Linked DNA regions of Homo sapiens: region 2 is linked to region 1. The links are chromatin contacts, found by Hi-C or POLR2A ChIA-PET in ENCODE. All regions are on one chromosome and are shown on one strand. Each heading gives the region's core, a stretch centred on a gene start or an enhancer-like site at or near the end of the contact. The rest is flanking DNA. Distances are from core to core; before and after follow the strand shown. Region 1 holds the start of LINC01800 (long intergenic non-protein coding RNA 1800). Region 2 has its middle 91 kb from the start of LINC01800.

Region 1 (6,653 bases), core at 197-2,696:
TCATTCTCACTTCCACCCACTCCAACTGGGCTTTTAGCCCTAGTTGTCTGTTTTAATAGCTCTTATCAAGGATGCCAATGACTGACATCTTAAGGTCACATTGGTGGCCAGTTCACCATCCTCTATTCATCTGGCCTGTCAGTGGCACTGAATGCGTTTGACCACTCTCTCTGTGGAAGACTGAATTATGGGTCCTATTTCTTGTCCTGCCTCACTCTATCCCTATCCCCTTCAATCCGACTCTGCAGTCCCTCCCGCTAGATGTAGACTATACTGTACTTTCTTGCCCCTTGACTTTGGGCGTGGCTGCATGACCCCTTTTGGCCAATGGAATGTAGGAGGAGGTGACATGGTGCCAGTTCCAAATCTAGGTCTTTAGAGGCATTTTATGTTTCCACCTGCTTTTTTGTGCCTATTATCACCATGGGAGAAAAATGTGCCCTAGCTGGCCTGCAGGTACAAAAAGAGTGAGGGACATGTATGCAGAGCAGGCTCAGCCCAACGGTGGCTTAGAGCTGCCCAGCCAACATCAGCCTCATCTAGCCAACCTCCAGCTGACTCACAGCTTTGTGAATCAAATAAATATTTACTGTTATGCCATTGAGATTTTTGTGGTTGTTTGTTACCTAGCAATAGCAGACTGATACATCCTCTTTCTCAAAATACTTCCTTTGCTGAGTTCCTTGTAATCACCATCTTCTGGTTTTCCTCCAGTGTCATGGGCTGTCTTCCTCAGTCTGCTCTGCTGGGTTTTCCCCTACCAGATCTCTAAAGGTTGGAGTGGCATCAGTCTCAGCCATCTGCTACCTTCTTTCTTGACTCTCTCCCTAAGTGGAATTATTCTGGCCTACTGCTTTGAAGACTACCTACATGCTGGTTCTCAAATTTAAATCTGAACTCCAGACTCAAAGCTGTCTACACATATTTACCTGATGTCTGATAGGTCTTGGCATGGCCCAAACACAATTATGGATCCACCTCCTACCCCCAACATAGGACTACCCAGTTAGTCCTGGGTCAGATCATCAGTAAGCCTTATCTATTCCCACCTCCAAAACTGACCCAGAAACCAGTATCACATCTCACCATCTCCATAGCCACAACTGTGGTTTTTAAAATCTCCTCCTGCCAGGACTTTTGCAATAGTATCTTAACTGTTTTCTTCACTCCCCACCTTCTAACCCTCCAAAGGCTTCCCACTGCAACAAAATAAAACCCACACTTCTTACCTTGATCCATGAGGACTCAGCTACCTATGTTCCCAAGGCCCCTCTATTCTTCTTGCTCACATTGCTCCAACCACGTTGGCCTTCACGGTGTTTCTTAAGCATAAGGAGCACATTTCTGCCTCAGGGCTTTTGTTTTTACTTGCCTTTCTGCTTGCAGCACTCTTCCCCAGATCACCACATGGCTGCCTCCTTCCCACCCAGAAGGTCTCGAATGCCACCTCCTCAAAGAGACCTTCCCTGGCTAAATAAAACAGCACCCATCAACCTACCACACACACGGATGCACCCACATGCACACACACACACCCCTCTACCACAATACTCTAGTTTAGCTTCCTTTTTTTGTTATTTTTAATTTTCTTTTGCAGAGGCAAAAGAAGACACTTGCTGCCCAGGCTGGTTTTGAGCTCCTGGCCTCAAGTGATCCTCTTGCCTTGGCCTCCCAAAGTCCTGGGATTATAGGCGTGAGCCATGAGTCTACTCTGTTTCTCCCATTAAAATATAAAATCCTTAAGAACAGGTATTTGTCTCAGTCTCTGATGTATTACCAGGGCCTAGAACATGTCTTGTACATAGTGGACTTTCAATAAATGCTTGTTGATTGACTGACTGATGCTAGAACTGAATAGAGAAGGGATACAATTGGCTAGATTGTGAACATGGGAATGAATGTCCCAGGAAGGCAACTGCAGAAAGGCTGGAGAATTCAAGATACAGTATATCCAAGGGGTTATGAGGGGCCAGGCTGGCTACAGGAGAGAATTCATGGGGAATGAGGGAAGAAACTTCTGCATGGTGGAAAGACTTAAATGCCATCACTCCCAGTCATTGGAGATCGTGGGTGCCCCTGAGGGTTACAGATCAAGGACGTGATATGTTGAAAGCACAGGTTTTAGGATGATTAGTAGGGTTGAAAGGTATGCATTTCTGAGTGTCCTTAACTATGTGTCTTCCCTTGGGATCCCAGAATTTTAGAAGACAAAGACATCTAGAAGAATCTGAGAGCCCAGGGGAGCCAGAGAGATTGGTCCCCTTGGATTCCAGATGCAAGAAGAAGCCATTACCCAACCTTTCAGGGACCGATACTGAGTTCCCGGTTCAGGAAGTTCTCCCTGTGTAATTAAGGATTTGCCAAGCGCACAGCCGGCATTCATACACACGTGTTAACGAGCTGGTGCCCCAGTGTCCCTGGGCTCCCTTATACCCTCCCCCGACACACACACACACACACACACACACACACACACACACACACACACACACACAGTTGCTTTCATGTACCCAGTGGCTGAACACAAGCTTCCCCATACCCCCACCCCACGGATGCATCTCTAACCCAGCTACTTGCCTTCCCAGCCCCCTCCACCCAATTCTATTGTCAGGGCTGAACAAAAGGCCCAAGGCATCCTGGGTTAAAGGATTTTTAACTCTGCCAATCCCAGGAGGCTCCAACATGAAGCAGCTTCCTGCTGGAGAAAAGTGACTGAGACATCTCCCCAGGCGACAGGGGAATTTTTTTTTTTTTTAATCTGGTCTGAAAAACAGAACCTAGCCGCCAATCAGACACTCCTCCCCCCAGGACCCCACCCCGGAGACCTCCCAGCAGTCAAATGGGCCTTGAGGTCTCTTTCCTGATGACTTCTATTTGCAGGCGTCAGGCTTGTTGCTTCCCACGTCCCCCCCGACCCCCATCAGACCGGACTCTGGCTCTCCTCTCCTCCCGCACCTCCCCCACCCCGCCCTGTGCCCGGTGGCTGCCCCCGGCGCACGGACAGTGCCCCCTCCGCCTCTCTGCTCCCCGGGAGTGCCGGCAGTGCCCGGGCAAGGCCAGAAGCCCAGGCTAGGCCCCCTCCGTGGGCGCGCCAGGTTCTGTGCCGCGTCGTCCTTCCCCTCCTTGGGCACCGGCTCTGAACCTGCCCGGCCAGAAACCGAACCCGTTTTCAGGAGGAGCGCCTGCGGGCGTGCTGGCTCCACGCGCGGCTCTCGGGGCGGCCGGGTTCGGGCGTGTGCGTTTCCAGGCGCCTCTGTCCCCAGCGGGAGGAGCGGCTGTGGAGGGGGCCTGCTGGCGGCTCACCCCAGGCCCGGAGGGTTCGGGAACTAAACCTGCATCTGGTGTCAAAACCCCTTTTTGCCCACCCTGGCACTGACGTTAAGCATGCATCTTTTTTCCCTGAAGTTTTTTTTCCGTAGAAGACATACTGGGTAAATTAGAAACATGTTTGAGAAAGGAGTGAGCGGCGAACGCTGGCATCTAAACAACACAAAAGTGCCCACGCCAGGCCACACGCCCAGGCGGCCGCGGCCTCGGCGGCGGCGCAGCGCCCCCTGGCGGCCGCGCGGGGCCCCTACCGAGCCGCCCCCGGCCGTGTCCCCTCACCTCCCCTCACCTCCCACGCTCCTGAGCCGGGAGCAGCCGGGAGGGCCAGGGAGACCCCTGCTCCCCCAAGTCAGAGCAACAGTGGGACACTTTGGGAGGAAGGGAATGAAAGGAGTCCAACGCCAAGGTCCTGGGGGATGCTTTCTGTGGTTTCGTGGCTGGCGCCGAAGTCAAGAACCTAGGGAAGGAGCCAACATAAAAGAAAACCCTTGATCCATTTTCAATGAATGCCTGAAATTCTACCAATCCAGCATCATCCCTTCACCTGCAGGCTTTGATTCCTTTTAAAATGCAAATGCCTCAAGGAAGGGGAACCCTTAAAACAAGGGCAGATGGCAGGCTACATCAAGAAATCACCAACGTCACCAAAGAGACATGATTACGCCATGATGTGTACATACTATATGGTAATGGCGTTTAATAAGCAGCGTTTAATCTTTTTTTTATTCCTGTTGTTGGTTGTCCAGGCATCCTTTTGTACTCTGACAAGCAGTGTTTCTTCAGGATGCCCCGCCCGCAGTGGCCAGACCCTCTAGTTCAGTTGCTCCAAGTTTTCTTACCCTTTGCATCCTAAACCTTTCTCCAATCATTCTACTTCCCATTCTCACAATCCTGCTTGATTGGAGGTTCACAGCATCTTATCGCTAGTCCCAATCATTGCAGTAGCCCAGTGGGAGTATCTGGATCCCTTCCATAGCACACAGGGTCCTGGGGAAGTTCAAGAGAGTCTCTCAAGTCCTTTCTGTACAATACGCAACACCACTGAATCTGTCAAGAGGCGGCTGCCTTGTGCTGGTGGTGGGGTGGGGGGACTGTCTTCCCAAAGTCAGCAGAGAACCCCTGCTTTCGGCTTCCCATCATCTATCTGGAATTTCTCTCCTCTTGCCACTCCTCCATCTGGCAGAAGCCAGAAGTAGGGGTGCTGGGTTTCTGAAGGACCCAGGCAGGGTCTTTCCCGCTTCTCCCCTTTGTCCTCTGAATCCGTCTTTTTCCTGCTCATAGGGTTTCTACTTAGCCATACTGTCCGGTGGGAATGCCTCCAACTCCAGAGCTTCCTCTTCTTTCAAGTGTCTCCTGCTGTATCAGTTATCTGTTGCTACAAAACGAGCCACCCAGTGGCTTACACTCAGTAGCTTAAAACAATAAACATTTATTTGCTCATGACTCTGTGGGTCGGCTGGGCGGTTCTTCTGGCTTGGCTCTGCTGGGCTCACTGTGTTTGTGGTGAGCTGGCAGGTCATCGGATGGTTTAAGATGGCCTCCCTCACACATCTGGTGGTTGGCAGGCTGTCAGCTGGGGTGAAAGGGTGACCCGGCCACGTGTCTCTCATCTAGCAGGCTAGCCTACCCCAGGCTTCTTCCAATGGCAGTAGGCTTCCACGGATGGGAAGAGCAAAAGCTACAAGACTTCTTGAGCCCCAGGCTTGGAACGGACGCACCTTCCCTTCCACCGCATTCTCTTCATCAAAGTAAGTGACAAGGTGGGCCAAACACAAGGGGTGGGCAAATGGACTTCACTCGAAATGGAAAGAGCTGCAAAGTACTGCAGCCATGTGTGCAGTCTACCACACTGGCTGTCTTCTTTCTTGGGGCACGTTATCAATGAAGCAAAATGCACTTAAAAATATGACATCCTTCAGACACACCAAACACAGGCAGTCTAGCACAGTGCTTAAGTGCACAAGCTCAGTAGTCAACGTGCCTGGGTTCAAATCCTGGCTCCGCATTTACCAGCATCTGACCCCGTAAAAATTATCTTACCTCTCTGTGCCTCAGTTGCCTACTCTGTAAAACTGGGGGTAGCTGTAAATATTAGATAAATTATATCATGCTTAGGCAGTGCCTGGCACATAGTAAGTGGCCAATAAATGTCAGCTATTGTGCCCAGGAGATGATGGCTGGCTGCCCACCAGGAGTGCTGCAGCCGCAGCACCATCTTCCACAGTAGCCCCAAAGCCCCACTCACCACTGCTGACACCAGCAGCCTCACACTGCCAGCTCTCCGGGCAGGGGCAGGGCCCCTTTGAGGTGCCAGCGAAATGGTCCTGTCAGTTTTTACCAGTTCCTTCATCAAGGCTTGCCTATCACTTGAGCCCAGGAGTTTGACACCAGGCTGGGCAACACGGTGGAACCAGGTCTCTACAAAAAATGCAAAAAAATTAGCTGGGCATTGTGGCATGCCCCTATAGTCCCAGCTAGTGGGGAGGCTGAGGTGGGAGGATCACTTGTGCCTGGGAGGTTGAGGCTGCAGTGAGTGGTGATTGCACTACTGCACTCCAGCCTGGGCGACAGAGCAAGACCCTGTCTCAAAAAAAGAAAGCATGCCTGTCTAGAGCTGGGACGGGTCAGCTGTCACAAAAAGAGCTCTGAAGTCACACAGACCCCAGGACTGCTTCTGGCTCTTCTTCCTGAGGGATTTAGACGATCGAATTAATTCTCAGAGTTTCAGTTTCCTTGTCTGTAAAATGGGTGTGACAGCAGTACCTGGCACAGAGCCGATGAAGTGTAACGTGAAGAATTAAAGAGCCTGGGCCTGAAAGCTGAGGGCTCTCAAAGGACTCTTGTGGTATCTGAAGCTGCCCCTCCTACAGGGGAAACTGCTGTGGATGAATCCTTACTCCCCACAATGGCCTGCATCACTCATACAGCCCTCCGCCCCTGGTCCAGCAAGATGGGCCAACATCCTAGGGAACAAGCTAAGCTCTCTCTGCAGTTGCTAGTTTGATAACTGTTACCCCCACTACACTTCTGGGGCCTGTACCTTTGTTTTATTTTCAACCTAGTACCTCTAATAGTTAGCCCAGGGCTTGACATGGTAGATACCCAATAAATGTTGATTAAAGAGAGGCTGAATAAATGAATGAGGACTTCATTCTGATAGTTTCCCTTTTCCTTGGGTTAGACCCGCTTCTTCTGGATGGTCTCCAAACCAAGAAAACCCACGGAAATGAGGGAAGGAGGAAGGGAAGCTGCACCTGAGGACTGAGAGTGGGGCCGTGCTCTTCAGCCTTGCTGACACTGCAGCCCTGGGGAGCCAGGGCCACCCC
Region 2 (7,191 bases), core at 922-3,421, 93 kb before region 1:
TTTCTTTGGGTTCTTCTGCCCTTTTCGAAGTGCTGGTTTTATTTCCATCCCTCTCATAATTTGTTTTCTCCAATTCATTTCCTCTTTTTTTTTTTTGTCACAAGTAACTGTATCTGCATGATTTTTTCTTCCTACTGCCATAAGTTCTGTTCCCTTAAGGGCTCAAGCGTTCCTGGGGTAGGGAGGGGACAAGAGAATTTCATTGCATTTTATCTGAGGGAAATAATGTGTTGTAGTTCCACTTTCAGGGAGTCGGGGATACTGGGATTTTATACTTACATATGGGTCAAACCGTCTTAGCTGAATAAATCACAAACCTCTGTAATATCTAGGGTGCTTGGGTGCTTGCTTACAATAAAAAAGGCATGCAGGAAAAGCGGCGGTGGGGGGGGAAGTATTTTCAAATTAGGTCTCTAAATAGGGATTTTACAACATCCGTTTATTATTATTATCATATTATTATTATTTAGAAATGGGATCTCACCATGTTGCTCAGGCCGGTCTCCAACACCTGGCCTTAAGGGAGCCTCCCAACTTGGCCTCCCAAAAGTGCTGGTATTACAGGTGTGAGCCAGCATGCCACCCTCCACTTATCTTAAAGTAAAATTTTGATTATATAGTATGTGAAAGAGACTGGCATCTTTCATTCACCCATGAAGTGCCATCTCCTTGGTCTCATTTTTTTGCATTTGTCCTCATCTGCGGAATGTCTGGCCACTTTGCTGTTTCCTCTGGGTGTGGTTTAGAGTACAAAGTACAACCCTTTATCAACCAAGCAAATCAGAAATAGCTCCTAGATGTGGGACGTGAGAAAAAAATCAGGCAAAAGAATGGTTAACATTTTAACAAAAAGCATGCTGTTTGTGGCTGAAATATTTGGAGGTAAGAAGGTGTGTGAGTGGTCCCAGGGTGAGGGGGCGAGGTAGGAGTGGGGGTTGTGCAATTATGATAAATATCTAGGAGGCAGTTCTCTTTGCCAGGGCTGACCCCCAGGTTGGGCGGGGCCTGGACATAGCACAGATCACGTTTCTCCGCAAGTGATACCAGATAGAAATGAATGTGGTGCAGCCATGACAGAAAAACCTACAACCAGTGGCAGCAATGACAACATGCAGAGATGAGGAAGAGTTGTCCAGCTGAGGAGAGAGAAGTGCAGGGTAACTGACAGGTTTGTCTTTGTGGGTACCAGCTCTGTATCAGGAGCCCTTCCTCCATCCTGCCACCTCTTCTGCCTGCCTAAGTTACCAAACCTGCTTTCTGCCAGCCAGGACCTAGATTGAAGGGGAATCAAGAACAAGCTATAGGTCATGAGCAATCCTAGCCCCACATGCCAGCCTCACACCCTTCAAAACATTGTAAAGATTTGAGCATCCAAAAGTCAGGTTCTAGCCAGCAGGGTTAAGACTCTAAAATAATAATCATATTGTATCAGTATTGAAATTTATTTTATGCTAGGTACTCTGCTATGTGCTTTAACACAGTATCTCATTTAATCTATGTGCTTTAATCTCAGTATCTCATTTAGCAACAAGAGGACTTTGAGATATATATTAATACTCTTATTTTACACATGAGAAAACCAAAGCAGAGAGGAGTGATTAAGGGTTTATTTGCCTTTGGTCACAAGGCTAATGAGTAGTAGACCAGGACTCAAACCGCTGTCTAGCTCCAAAGCCTGTAATATGAACCCCTCTGAACAAGGAGGAGATAAAGGCCATTCCCAACCACGAGGACCTGAAAACTCATCATCTAGTGAGGGACAGTTGCAGTAGCTCTCTCTTATTTATCACTTAGGGACCCAGGTCTGTGTTTACAGAGGTCTACAATTCTGCAAAGAGAGCACTATGACAATCACCTTTGTTCCTTTGGAACTTGATTCAGGTCCTTTTAAGGAGAATCTGTAAACCTGAAAGAGCAAGGATTTCTGAGAGGACCCTAAACTGTCCTAAGCTGTGCTATCAAGTTTGGGGAGCAAAGCCTTTATCTGCACAGAGCAGGAGAGTTGGCTCCTTCCAGCAGCAAGAGAGCAGATCCATTACCAGGAGCAGTCGCGGCAACAGCAGCTGTCAGCAGTGATGAGGCAGGCCCCGAGCAAGACGCTGCAGCTTGGGCAGCAGTGGCAAAAGATGAGGGTGGGGAGCAGTACAGTTGTAGTGGGAAGAGCCTTGATCAGAGACAGGTTGGCAACAGCCCCAGAGATGAGCCAACACTTAGGTCAGCAGACATTGGAGGAGTCCCAGACCCTACCGGATTGAGTGCAGGCAGCCACAGGCTGGAGGTGTTTGACTAGAAAAGAACAGTAGAACTGCAGTACTTAACAAGGACTCTGGAGCCAGCCTGCCTGCATTCACACCCTGCCTCCATCCCTTCCCCACTCTGTGACCTTAGACAAGTTCATTAACCTCTCTGTGCCTTAGTTTTCTTATCTGCAAAATGGAGATAATAATGCCACTAATACCTCCCTCATAGGGCTGCTGTAAGGGCTAAATGAGGGAAGGCTCACAACGGACCGTCTTGGGCACATTGTAAGTCCTCTCTCAGTGTAAGGTGTTCTTATGATAATTATTCAGCATGAACAGGCTGAGCCCCCTGGAACTGACAGGGTAGGAGGGCAACAGGGAGAGTCCCGCTTGGGGTGTCCATTCCCCCAGTAAGAAAATAAAGCAAAACCAGATAACAGACTGATGAGGTTGGAACTCCAACAAAATCCTGGGTAGAAGTTTAAGTGTAGCGTAAGACCCTAATTCCTCCCCACCACTCCACCCTAGCCCCTGCCTTTTCTGTGCTGAAGACCCTGAAATGCAAATTCCACAGAATGAACAGCAGTGTGGGTGAGTAAACCAAGCATTGGACTAAGTGCCAGAAGAGTTAAGTACAGGTTGTACCCTTGAGTAAGTCACTTAACTTCTTTGAGCTTAAATTTCCACGTTTGTAAAATGAATTAGGATGAACTCTGGGGTTGGGGTGGATCTTCCCATCATCCTTCCCTTCTTCCAGAAACTGTTTCTCTCCAGCCCCCAACTATTGGGATTACCATTTTCTTACATGACTCCATCCCCCTGGCCACAGTTGATTGGTCCATGAGTGGGCATCTGACACAAGCTGGGCCAATCAGAGGACTTCCCTGGGATTTTTTTTGTTTTGTTTTGAACTGGTACTGAGAAAAATCAGCACCTCTGTGGTGGTGAGTCTGTAAAAGTAGGTAGAGTGGGGCTCAGGACCATTTGGCAGCCCTATTTTCACCCTGTGAAGTCTAAGAAGCAAACATGCAGTGAAAAGCAGAGACAAGAGATAGGTCCCTCTGATGGCATTTGTATCAAGTGTTTCTGAGACCCACGTGTACCCTTGCCTTGCCTGCAGTTAAGTGGGACACTCAGATGTCCTTCCAATCGATTCACCCCTTTTGCCTAAGCTGGATCAAATTCGTTTTCTGTCACTTGCAAGATGCTGATTGATACAGACTAGTTTATTTCTAAGATACCTTTAACTCTAAATGTCTATGATTTATATAAAAAATTAATGAATGGTGTTCAAATAGAACTATGTCTCTGAATTGTGGGTATTCATGCGGAATAATCAAAGGTTTGTTAAAAAAACTCTCATTTAACTCACTTAAAAGGGTAGACTAGGTTAAAGATGATCTCTAGTCTTTTATTATATCTAAATGAAAGAAATAAATAGGTCAAGAGCTGGTGTTTTGGCGAACTGTGAGGAAATCAGCCATTAAGTTATAAAAATTGATTTCAAAACTGTTGACGTGGTGACCTGGTTTTGAAATTGAATTCATTTTTTCCTGTGACCAGTATAACACAAGAGGAGATTAGTAACTTTGGCTTGATGAAGAACAATAATTTAGAAAGGCTGGGTCACAATGTGGGTATTTTGACCTAAGTTACCTACATTGACTGTCTACACTACATAATCAGTAATGAGTGAGTGAAATCTCTCTTTTGGTTTAAACAGATAATGTAAATAACTAGCTAAGTCTCCCACTTCTGGTTTCTACTCTAATCGATCCACCTGTCTGTGTGTTATTAAAAATAACTTACATTTTAGCTTTTGGTAAATAATCTTTATTTAGGCTTCTTGAGCATTTATGGATTTCAATATGTAAAATTTTACATTTTTCCCATGGTAAAATAACTCAGTTATCTGATAACAATAAATCTTTCTATTTCACTTTTAAAAATATCCTAAAAATGAGCCCCCAAAACCTTTCTATTTCTAATGACCTCTTCTCAATATTAAATTTGAAATGTATGCACATGTGTCTATACTTACATCTGTAATTGTGTCTCAATATTCTCATCCTACTATAGTAAATTCTTGGTAATTAGTGGTAGTGGGGGATGGTACTTTCATAGATAATGTTAATTGAAATCCATAGAAAATTATGAGTTCTCATTTTTGCTGTTATTGTGATTTTAATCTCCTCCCCAGGGGGGAAAAAACTTTAAACCAGAGTTGACATGTGTAGTAGAAAAATTAGCTATTTTGGGTTTCACCCACTCTTGGCCCACTTTTCTTAGTGGATGACCTCCCAAGATGTAAAACTGTAGGTAAGTTAGAAGTGGGAAGAGGCAGAGGAGGCTGGAGATTGTATATACCATTACTGAAATGTTAATACATTTGAATAACAAAATATTGGTGATGTGGGCTAAACCCAGGATATAGTGGCACCTGTTTACTAGCCTCAGACTCCCAAGATTCTCATCTGGAGCAGCGCAAAAACCCAGCTCTCCACATCATCCTTACTTACAAGTCGGAGCCCATGTAGCTGTAACTACTTTCGCTTTCTTTCCGCTTAATAAGTCTTGTATAATCCTTCCAGTCTGGGAATTCCTAATCAGCAGTCAGCTGTTCTCAGTAGCCTAAACTATATATAATACAACAACCCTTTCCACCTCTACTTTGCCCCTCGCCCTTCTCCACCTTGAACTGCTCAGGGACCTTCTCACTCTGTTCTGATGTCCATCATGTCTTGGCCGCAGAGCATCTTGCTCAGTTGACTATTTCTTGCTTTATGTTTTGGTACCACTTCATTACAGAGGATCACTGGAGGACAGGTTTTCTAGGAGACAGCCCGTGGGCGGGGCCTGAGCAGGGAGCTCTTCCGGATTCGTGGCTGATCTTGGCTTTTAATCTTCTTTTGCTCTGATTACTGTGTATGGCCACGGGTGTCAACCATTTGTGCCTGTCCTTGGTACAGTTCCTGTTTTTGCCCAGGACACTTTGGATCATTCTCAGTACCCTTTTTCCACCCTTTTCTACGCACACAGCTAGAAATACCCAGCTCTACCTTGCAGATAGAAATACAGGCATACCTCAGAGATATAGCAGGTCTAATTCCAGACCACTGCAATAAAGCGAGTCATCCTAATTTATTTTGGTTTCCCAGTGCATATAAAAGTTATATTTACACTATGCTTGGTCTATTAAGAGTGCAATAGCATACGTCTAAAAAACAATGTGCATACCGTAATTTAAAAATACTTTATTGCTTAAAAAAATGCTATGATCACCTGCACCTTCATTGAATCACAAACTTTTTTGCTGGTGGAGGATCCTGACTTGATATTGATGGCTGCTGACTGATCAGGGTGGTGACTGCTGAAGGTTGGGATGATTGTGGCAATTTCTTAAAATAAGACAACAATGAGTTTGCTACATTGATTGACTCTCCCTTTCAGGGAAGATTTCTCGATAGCAAGCAATGCTGTTTGAGAGCATTTGCCCACAGTAGAACTTCTTTCAAAATTGCAGCCAATTGTCTCAAACCCTGCCACTGCTTTATCAACTAAGTTGATGTAATATTCTAAATCCTTTGTTATCATTTCAACAATGTTCACAGAATCTTCACCAGGAGTAGATTCTATCTCAAGAAACCACTTTCTTTGCTTATCTGTAAGAAGCATTCATTCAAGTTTTATCATGAGATTTTGGCAATTCAGTCACACCTTCAGGCTCCACTTCTAATTCCAGTTCTCTTGCTATTTACATCACCTCTGCAGTTACTTCCTCCACTGAAGTCTTGAACTTCTCGAAGTCAGCCATGAAGATTGAAATCATCTTCTTTGAAACTCCTGTTAATGTTGATATTTTGGGCTCCTCCCATGTATCATGAATGTTCTTAATATCATCTTGAATGGCTAATCCTTTCCAGAAGGTTTTCAATTTTCATTGCTCAGATCCATCAGAGGAATCACTATCTATGACAGCTATAACCTTATGAAGTGTATTTTTTTTAATATTAAGACTTGAAAGTCAGGCCAGGCGTGGTGGCTCATGACTATAATCCCAGCCTTTAGGAGGCTGAAGCAGGAGGATTACTTGAGCCTAGGAATTTGAGACCATCCTGGGCAACACAGGGAGACCCTGTCTCTACAAAAAAAATTAAAACTTAGAGCAACATAGTGACGCATGCCTGTGGTCCCAGCTACTCAGGAAGCTGAGGTGGGAGGATGGCTTAGGCCTAGGAGGTTGATGCTGCAGTGAGCCATGATTGCACCACTGCACTCCAGCCTGGGTAACAGGGTGAGACTTCGTCTGGAAAAAAAAAAAAAAAAGAAAGACTTGAAAGTCAAAATTACTCCTTGCTCCATGGGCTGAAGATGGATGTTGTTTTAGTGAGCATGAAAACAACATTAATCTTCTTGTACATCTCCATTGGAGCTCTTGAGTGACCAGGTACATCATAAATGAGCAGAAATCTTTTTTTTTTTTCTCTCTGAACAGTAGGTCTCAACAGTGGGCTTAAAATATTCAGTCAACCATGCTGTAAACAGATGTGCTGTCCTTCAGGCTTTGTTTTTCCATTTATAGAGCATAGGCAGAGTAGATTTAGCATCATTCTTAAGGGCCCTAGGATTTTCAGAATGATAAATGAGCATTTGCTCTGACTTAAAGTCATCAGCTGCATTAGCCCCTAGCAAGAGTCAGCTTGTCCTTTGAAGCTTTGAAGACAGGCATTGGCTTTTCTCTAGACATGAAAGCCCCAGATGGCATCTTCTTCCAATAGAAGGCTGTTTTGTCTACATGGAAAATCTATTGATTAATGTAGACATTTTTATCAAGGCCTGAGCTGGATCTGGATAACTCACTGCAGCTTCTCCATCAGCACTTGCTGCTTCACCTTGCACTTTTATATTATGCAGATGACTTCTTTCCTTAAATTTCACGAAACAATCTCTG

Evidence for each region. A loop is a pair of places that touch in the nucleus more often than their neighbours do. ChIA-PET counts read pairs that join two places held with the same protein, here RNA polymerase II (POLR2A). Pooled maps may share reads with other maps.
Region 2: a map of heart right ventricle shows a loop between it and region 1 (4-fold over the local background). The contact joins the enhancer-like site here to the promoter of LINC01800 in region 1. A Hi-C loop is called at or near these places in 59 of 168 maps with a recorded cell type or tissue (A673, B cell, CD14-positive monocyte and 36 more), 22 of 37 single-sample maps with no recorded cell type and 42 of 50 pooled maps. POLR2A ChIA-PET finds 5 or more read pairs at or near these places in 17 of 52 experiments (A549, A673, AG04449 and 14 more).

Annotation. Positions count from the first base shown.
Region 1 is chr2:64,862,185-64,868,837 of GRCh38, forward strand. LINC01800 (long intergenic non-protein coding RNA 1800) reads right to left here and starts at 1,447. Exons shown (of 5, transcript NR_110224.1): 1 at 1,230-1,447. RefSeq lists a silencer at 3,434-3,633.
Region 2 is chr2:64,768,840-64,776,030 of GRCh38, forward strand. No RefSeq gene overlaps it. Among named protein-coding and RNA genes, the nearest start is that of LINC01800, 91 kb to the right of the region's middle. Within about 2 kb of position 2,172, at least 2 of the 41 ENCODE cell types and tissues checked have a DNase peak (open chromatin) inside an H3K27ac peak, as active enhancers do; they include adrenal gland and heart right ventricle, where a contact is called at or near this core.